2 separate regions of the Mus musculus genome follow, and region 2 is linked to region 1. Evidence: chromatin contacts called from ENCODE POLR2A ChIA-PET data. All regions are on one chromosome and are shown on one strand. Each heading gives the region's core, a stretch centred on a gene start or an enhancer-like site at or near the end of the contact. The rest is flanking DNA. Distances are from core to core; before and after follow the strand shown. Region 1 holds the start of Sphk2 (sphingosine kinase 2). Region 2 holds the start of Tmem143 (transmembrane protein 143).

What was found. ChIA-PET counts read pairs that join two places held with the same protein, here RNA polymerase II (POLR2A).
Region 2: POLR2A ChIA-PET joins it to region 1 with 16 read pairs in Patski. The contact joins the promoter of Tmem143 here to the promoter of Sphk2 in region 1. POLR2A ChIA-PET finds 5 or more read pairs at or near these places in 4 of 5 experiments (Patski and embryonic stem cell).

What each region holds. Positions count from the first base shown.
Region 1 is chr7:45,716,028-45,719,883 of GRCm38, forward strand. It overlaps Sphk2 (sphingosine kinase 2), which reads right to left and starts at 1,975. Exons shown (of 7, transcript NM_203280.3): 1 at 1,674-1,975; 2 at 966-1,036. Rpl18 (ribosomal protein L18) reads left to right here and starts at 2,044. Exons shown (of 6, transcript NM_009077.2): 1 at 2,044-2,112; 2 at 3,226-3,312; 3 at 3,502-3,609. The coding sequence starts at 2,110.
Region 2 is chr7:45,894,253-45,898,595 of GRCm38, forward strand. Tmem143 (transmembrane protein 143) reads left to right here and starts at 2,817. Exons shown (of 8, transcript NM_144801.2): 1 at 2,817-2,849; 2 at 3,183-3,414. The coding sequence starts at 2,827. It overlaps Syngr4 (synaptogyrin 4), which reads right to left and starts at 2,459. Exons shown (of 5, transcript NM_021482.2): 1 at 2,356-2,459; 2 at 1,439-1,639. The coding sequence starts at 1,531.

The sequences.
Region 1 (3,856 bases), core at 725-3,224:
GACAAAGCGTGCTCACACTAACCTACACTCTGTTAAGGCAGGGACAAAACTTCTTAGGCAAAAAATAAGAGGAGGAGGGAGTCTGCTTATTGCCAAATACCCCTTGCATCGCATCCACAGCAGCATTCGCCCCAGATAACATGCCAAGAGGTGGAGCTCAGGGAGATGCAGAACCCGGGATACAGCCAGAGCGCCGCGAAAACCCTGACCAAAGAGGCTGAAACGGGAACAGGAAAGGGGAAACGCTAACTCACCCAAACTGAGTGACCTCGCCCTGCGGAGCCCTCAGAAGCCCAGCTGAGAGAAAAGGACTGCTCACCCTGCCCCCAGGGGAAGTCTGGGGCCAGCGGCAGAAGGGCCCTGACAGACATTATCACCCCTGGTATGACAACCACAGACTTCAGACCAGTGCTTCTCAACATTCACGATGCTGGGACCCTTTAATATAGTTCCTTATGTTGTGGTGATCCCCAAACATTTCATTGCTATAACTGTAATTTTGCTACTGTTACAAACTGTAAATATGTGGTATACAGGATAGCTGATATACGACCCTGTGAAAGGGCCCAGACCCACAGGTTGAGAACCTATTCTGTAGCTAGAGCCTTACCTGGTTCCATTGCCCCTTGGATTTAGGTGTCCAGTGGGCACCCAGGCCTCTGCTGTCACAGCAGGGCTTGAGCCCCAAACTGGAGGCCATGTATGTATAGGCGGTTTTCGTAAAGAGTCTTGCTAACTCCCTGTGCAGGGCCAGGTTGGGGTTCTGAAGAGGAGGGCACATTGCAGGCTCAGTATCCCAGAGCCTGCTTCTCTCATCCAGCTGGCCTGTCTTGTACTACCCAAGTTCAGGTACTCCATACCAAAAGAGTGAAGACACTTTCAGGGAAGACACCCTAAAAGGGAGTCTTTTTCATCACTCTCTTTTTCCAAACAAGGAAAAAAAAGCAAAACAGAAAATCACTTACCCAAGATCACAACTTTAAATGGCAGAGCCAGGCCAAGTGTTGAAAGACGGTGATCCCAGCTACTTCGGAGGCTGAAGCAGGAAGAGTGAGTCAAAGCCAGCTGGGGCAACTTTGTGAAACCTTGACTTAAGGGGCGGGGGGGGGGGTGAGTGGGGGACAGAGCTGGCACTAGAACTAGCTTACTAAATGGTGAGGTGCCAACTGTTCAGTTTTGTATCTTTGTCTCTCCTTCTGCCCGGGGTTCCCTCACCATTTTTCCTTCTCACCCTCGGGCCTCCACACCTCCAACCACCGTCATGGTCTCTATTTCAGTCTCTCTGGAGCTTGTTATCTACCCGCTTTCCAAACCGGGAGTTCTGCGTGCCTTCTCTGCACATCAATATGTACATCGAAAATGTTGGGCCAGTTCAACCAGTCTGGTTTAGGAAGGGGGAAAAAAAAAAGGGCTGTCCCTAAGGACGAAAACAAAGGAGAGATCCGAGAAGAGGTCATCTTTAAGGGCAGGGGGAAAAGCTCAACACAAAATATTAAATAATAATAATAATAAGGTATTATGGGTTGAATAGCAGCAAGAAAGTCTCGGGTGAGAGATCTAGTAGGATTTCCTGAACTTCAGTTCTGTTTAGTAAGTTGAGCATAAGGAAAAGGCAGCCGAGAATTTAAGGAAGTGTGAGATGAGCTTTTTCTTCAGGGCGGGATAAGCCTCACCTCCGACACACAGCCCACCGGGTCCTCCGCGAGCCACCGAGAAGCGGTCGGCGTGCGGCCAGAGAGTCACCACGCGACTCGTCCAGCAAGCTCCGATCATGTCTCTGATTCTCCGGTCCCTTTACCCCTGGAGAGTGTTAGAGCAGGGACGGGGAAAGGCCAGAGAGGCTCCGGGTCCCAGCCCTTTCCTCAGGCTGACTTCTCTTTGGTTCTGGAAGCCTCGGTTTACTCGGTCCTCCCACATACCATCGAGAAACCCAAATTGTGGTAGAGCTCCGCGTCGCGCTCATGTGACGTCACCCGTGCACCACAGAGACGCCAGTTCCGGATAGAGTGTCCCGCATTGCGTCACGAGTGCGTCTCGCAGGCCGCTCTTTCCCCGCCCACTCCGGCGCGGTTCCGTCTTTCCGGACCTGGCCGAGCAGGAGGCGCCATCATGGTAAGCTCGCTGAGCGGTCTCCCCGAGTGGCCCATCCGCTGCCATCCTCAGCAAGTCCCGCTCGTAGCGCGACGGAGGGGTGCAGGCGGTGCCAAGGGGAACTGCGGGACAGGCTAGGGCCTTCGATCAGAACTTGCCGGAGCCGGTGGCCGGTCCCGGGAGCCTCCCGAGGCTCGTCGTCTTCCTTACAAAGTTTGGCTCCATGAGCCAGGCTGATTGCAGCTCCCAGTGAGTCCAGTCCGGCCTCGAGCCCACGGCCGCTCCCTCGCACCAATCTTTCGAGTGCTGCGTTTCCAAGCGGGACCGCTGCTCCCAGTGTCCCTGTTTCTTAACTTGCCATTGGGAAGTTGAGTGCTACGATGAGCGGAGCCACTACACGTTGCCGGGTTTGGGGACAAGCGTACGTCAGTCCTTCCCGGAACACTGCTCCTAGTGTGTTTGGTGTGTAGTAATCCTGTCCCTGCCTTGTATGTTGGGAAGACGTTTATGAAGAGCCTTGAAGGTGCAATGAAACCGCTGTTAGTATCAGTAACTACTTCAGGATGCTAACAGCTTGGAAAACGAGTGGGGGATAAAATTAACCCGAGCACTTGGTCTTTCTAGGGTTGATTTGAAGGACGTAGTGTAAGGCTTTGTCACAAACACGTCTCCACGTCTAGAATGTACTGTTGGCTTCTTTTTGACTGTTTTTCAGATTGGGAGCTAGTTTTGAGAACATAAATAAAAGCTAACATCTTTACAGGGATCTGAACTCTCATCCATACTGGGCCCAGAACCAGGGCCTTCACATGCTAAGCAAGAGCTGAGCTCTAAGGGACTCTGAGCCAGCAGCCGCTTGTCTTGTGCAGCTCAGTTTTTACACCGAGACAGTGTTTCAATGAGTTTCTGGACTCTGGGAGGAATGGTCCCAAGCCGAGACAAAAACATCACTTGTGTGTGTTAAGTGAACTTGTCAGGGGTGGGACATGTCTTCTTCCTCTAGTTTGAATCCTTTGAGGTTTGAATTGTCGACTAAGTAGCCTAAAAGTTACAGGTACGAACAGGTATAGATATCATCAAAGATATAGGGCAGTGGTTCTGACAATTGGCTCTATGGTGGTTCACCTCCCTCAGGGTGTTGACATTCGCCACAACAAGGACCGAAAGGTTCGGCGCAAGGAGCCCAAGAGCCAGGACATCTACCTGCGGCTGCTTGTCAAGGTAAGCCCGGGGTGCTACGCCATCTTACAGCTCCCAAAGTGAGTGGGGTGGGGAGAGGGGGGAGCCTGGACACAGTGCCCCAACCCCCCACATCACCAGGAGTTGAGCGGGATGGGAGAGCTGTGGAAGGGTCCTGGCTTGGGGGTGGCGCAGGCAGTCCCATGCTCAATCTTTTCCTTTCCCTTGCAGCTGTACAGGTTTCTGGCCAGACGGACCAACTCCACCTTCAATCAGGTTGTGCTGAAGAGGTTGTTCATGAGCCGAACCAACCGGCCACCTCTGTCCCTGTCCCGCATGGTTAGTAGTCAGCCAGAGGGCGCTTCACATGTTTGGGGGCGGTGGGGTAAGGCCAGCAGAGGATGCGGGCCTCTGTGCTTTGGTCTTTTTCTACCTGGGGATTTCTCTGACCTGGGTCACTTCTGGGGTTGGAAAGAAAGATTTCAACAATCAGTCATAGCTGGCAAGCTCTTGGGGCCCTGTCACTGGGGGGAGGTCGGCCTCAGCCAGTGGAGGTCTTGGCTGTTTGGTCTTCCCGGTGACAGCT
Region 2 (4,343 bases), core at 1,567-4,066, 180 kb after region 1:
TAAAGATGAGGGGTGTGGCCTTTTGGAAGGAAGTGTGTCACTAGGGGTGAAGTTTTGAGTTTTCAAGTGCCCATGCTACCCCAGTTCTCTCTCTCTCTCTCTCTCTCTCTCTCTCTCTCTCTCTCTCTCTCTCTCTCTCTCTCTCTCTTCCTCTCTTCAACTTGCAGATAAGAGGTAAGTTCTCAGCCACTTCTCCAGCACCATGCTTGTCTGCCTGCTGCCTTGCTCCCTGCCATGATGGTCATGGACTCCCCCTTTGAAACGACAAGCAAGCCCCCAATTAAATGCCTTCGTTTCTGAGTTGCCTCGGTCATGGCATCTCTTCACAGCAATAGAAAAGAAACTAAGACTCACAACAGACTCCAACGCCAGTTCCAGGTGACCTGAGCCCCTATGGCCTCCACCACCACCTGCATGCCTGTGGCGCACATAAACTCATGAAGCCACATATATATGCTTCTAAAATCTTTAAAAGGAGAAGGAGGCAGTGTGGGTCGCAGCCCATAGACACAGATGGCCCTTGTACTGATGTTCAGAGAGAGGCAGTGGCTGGCTGGTTCTATTCCAAGGTTACATAGCACCAGTGGGCTGAATGGGGACTTTGCTCTCAGTGTCCAGATCCCTTGGGAAGATGGTAGTGATGCACAGAAAGCATCGGCATCACGCCTGGCACAGTGATGACTCACATCTGCTCCCTGAGTCTGGTGCTTGTGGTCCTCCCAGATCTATGCTTTTTTAAAAAAATAGATCTAGTCCCTGTTCACCCCTCCCCTACCTGAGAAATAGAAAATGGATGGGTCCTAGCATCTCCTAGAACCGAGTGGTGCTTCCCCCCTTTTGTGTTAACCTTAATGGATGCTGTCCCATGGAACTTCCTGGCATGGTGAAGTGGCCTGAATCTATGCTGTCCAACTGGAGACTCATAAGGCACCTTTGGCAACTAAGCCCCTGAAATATGGCCACCATGATTGCAGAGCAGCCCATTTGAATCCCATTTGATGAGTTGGAATTGGAGTAGCACCCGTGGCTTGTGGCTACTCCACTGGACAAGCAGTCTTCAAACACTGATGCCATTTATCAAAATTATGGGGTTTTTTGGGGGGGTGGCTTTACTTTTCTTCGCCTTTGAAAGGGTTCTTTTTCACTTTTTCCATTTTCTTACACTGTAACCCAGGCTGGCCTCAAACCTATGTCAATCCTCCTACCTCAGTCTTTTATGTGCTGGTGTGACAGATTTGAGAGGCCCTTTGAGGAGCCCCAGGTTTGAGGGGCTCTTTCTTGTGATGACTCGGTTGATGCTGACAGTGGCTAGTGACCAGATACTCAGTAAAAGGTGGCTTCAGTTTTGGGCTCCTGTCTGCTTCTCTCCCTCTCTGACCACACTGACCCCTTGCCCTCTTCCTGGATGTCGCCTGTGTCCTGACCCCTGGGGTCTCACCCCTCCGAAGATCCTTGAGATGCTCTTTGGTCTCCTCAGAAAGCGCACAGTCTCATTGTCTGCCAGGTCGTGGAGGCTTTCAGGGAGGTGCATAGTGGCTGCTCTTCTTTGGGTGTCCCGGGAGGTAGGGGCAGGGGTGTTGGGTGCTGCTTTCTGGGCACCACTTCCTGTGTGCCTCAGACCCACCTCAAGGCTCAGCTACTGCAAGAAAAGAGGAATGGGAATGTCAGAGTAAAAGTGCTGGGAGTGGGGAGTACTGGCCCTTCCTTTGTGGGGATGGATAGGCTGAGGGGCTGTTAGGAGCCCTAGGAACAGAGGGGGTGGGCTGAAGGGGCTGGCTGCTCCCGTTTTCAGTTGTCAGGAATATGGGGTGAGAAACTGCTGGGTGGTCTTAGGTGCTGGAGATGAGACATGATAGGGTATGTGGGAGGTTCTGGAAATGGGAGCACGGCTGGAAGGCTGCTTCGGGGTTCCAGAAGTTGGAAATGTAGGCTGATGGGCTATTGGAGGTTTCAGGTGCTGATAAGGGGCCAGAGGGTTCTGAGGGCCCTAGATTTTGGGAATACAGGATGAGGGTGATAAGGGGTGGCAGGTCTGCTGGGCCCTCAGAGTGGGGTCAATAGGGGGACTGTAGACTGGTCCTTGAGGGAATGCAGCTACCCTAGGTATAGAAGACCACGTAGAGCCCAGCAATATTTGAGGTGTTCCCTAACTTGGGTCATTTTCCGTAACACCAGGCTTGCTTAGGCTTCAGCTCTGTTTCAGGATGACATATTGTCTTAAGACTGAAGCCTCAGAAACCAGCTGCCACTCGGTATGAGAGTCATGGCAACCTCCTTAGACTAGGGGCTTCCCTTCTAAGGACCTGGGGGCGGAAGTGCTGAGACCCCAAGGGGACGCTGGCTGAAGAGAACCACCTCTTCTCCGAGGGCCGAGGACCTGCGTTCCTCTTCTGCCTGCCTGGCTTCCTCTCCTGGTCCCGGGAGCCACCTCTAGCCTCTTTTTGGTTCCTCTTTTTCCCGCCTTTTCTGTCCTCTACAGATGATTGGCTGCAGCCAAGTCCCGCCCCTTTCCTTTCCGCCTATCCGAACTGACTATGGAAAGGGCGTGGTCTCGGCGGACGTTGGGCGGGTCGCCGTTGGCCGGGCGCGCGCGAGGGCCCGACCCAGCTCCAAATAGCGGACCACACGTCTTCAGCGCGTGCGCATTACCTTTAAAAAAAAAAAAAAAAAAAAAAAAAAAAAAGGACTAGCGATGAGGCATGCGCAGTTGAGATAAAGGCTATTAAATGGTTTCAAGCGGCTCAGGCTGTGCGCATGCGCCTTACTGCTTGCTGAAGCCAATCCTCTGGGCCTAGGACCTCTTACTGCACATGCGCAGAAGGCTCAATGACAGTCGCGCGTTGGTTAAGGTGAGGGCAGGGTGGGGGATTGCATGGCCCAGGAAGGACGGCCCAGCACCCGCTATTAACTTTTCCTAGTTTTTCAACACTCCTGAGCTCCACCTCATTGTTTAAGCTTCTCAGAGACCATTTGTACCGCTTCAGGGTCCCTGGGCCTGCAAGATACTCCAAACTACGACCTCTGACCCTATTCCGGAGCCAACCTAAATGTGCAGTGTAGAAGGAACCGGAAAGGGATTAGAGGGAGGGAGACTGGCCAGGAACTGTCCCCGAAGGGAGGGGTGTGTGGAGGTACTACCTCCAACTGACCTTTGACATCCCCCTTCATTTGCTTATGTTTAGGCTCTGGGAAAGGGGGCAGGCCATGTTGCATGTGACCTGGGGGTCCAAGGTCCGACTATGGTCCCTGGTGCCTGCTCTCCTCGGGACTCCCCGAGCTCTGTCGTCCCTGGAGAACAGGATGGGGGTGTACCGCAAGATGTGGAACCCCAAGGAGCCCTGCGACTGGGCCCAGCAGTACCGCGAGCGCTTCATTCCATTCTCCAAGGAGCAGCTGCTCCGCCTCCTGATACAGGTACCGCCCATCAGTGGTCTAAGGACCTAGAGACTACAGTTTCCAGCCGACCTCGCGACTGCACCACTATACCTGCTTTTGAGGTCTGCGCTAGCGCCCTCCTGGGAGTGTAGTTTCTGGTCCCTTTGGCGTTCCTAGTGGGTTCGAGAAAGTTGGAATGCAGGGGCTAGAAAGAACTCCAAGATGAGATGCCTAAAGATCTCTGGACTTGGGCTTCTTCTGGGGCCTTGAACAGGCACACTGGGACATAAGTTTTTCCCTTGAAATAGATGTAACTATCATCCTCATAATTCCTTTCTAGTACATAATAAATTTGTATCTGCAAAGCCATAATGATAATTATTATCACACCTTGAGCTCTTTATTCCGTGGCACCGTGCTAAGTGTTTGTAATGTATAGAGCCATCAGAACAACCCTGTGAGAGGCCACCATTATCCCATTTTACAGGTTTAAAGGCAGTGACCCATCCAAAGCTACAGTGAGTGGCCCATGCTTGCTTGACTCTAGAGTGCGCCCCTTACTTCACCCCTGATCTATTCCATAGCTTGAGCTCTCAGCCCTCCATCACTGTCAGATGATCATTAGTATAATAGTGATTTACTGAACACCTGCTGTGTCTACCAAGTCCCGTGCTAGATTTTATGCCCACATGCATACGTACAAGCACAAACAATCTCATCAAAAACTCCCCCTAGTGGCTGGAGAGATGGCTCAGTGGTTAAGAGCACTGACTGCTCTTCCAGAGGACCTGAGTTCAATTCTCAGCAACCACATGATGGCTCACAACCATCTGTAATGGGATCCGATGCCTTCTTCTGGTGTGTCTGAAGTCAGCAACAATGTACTGATATAAATAAAAATAATTTAAAAAAATTCCTCTAGTCAGCCTGAGAAGATGGCTTACCAGTTAGAAGCATTTGTTACTCTT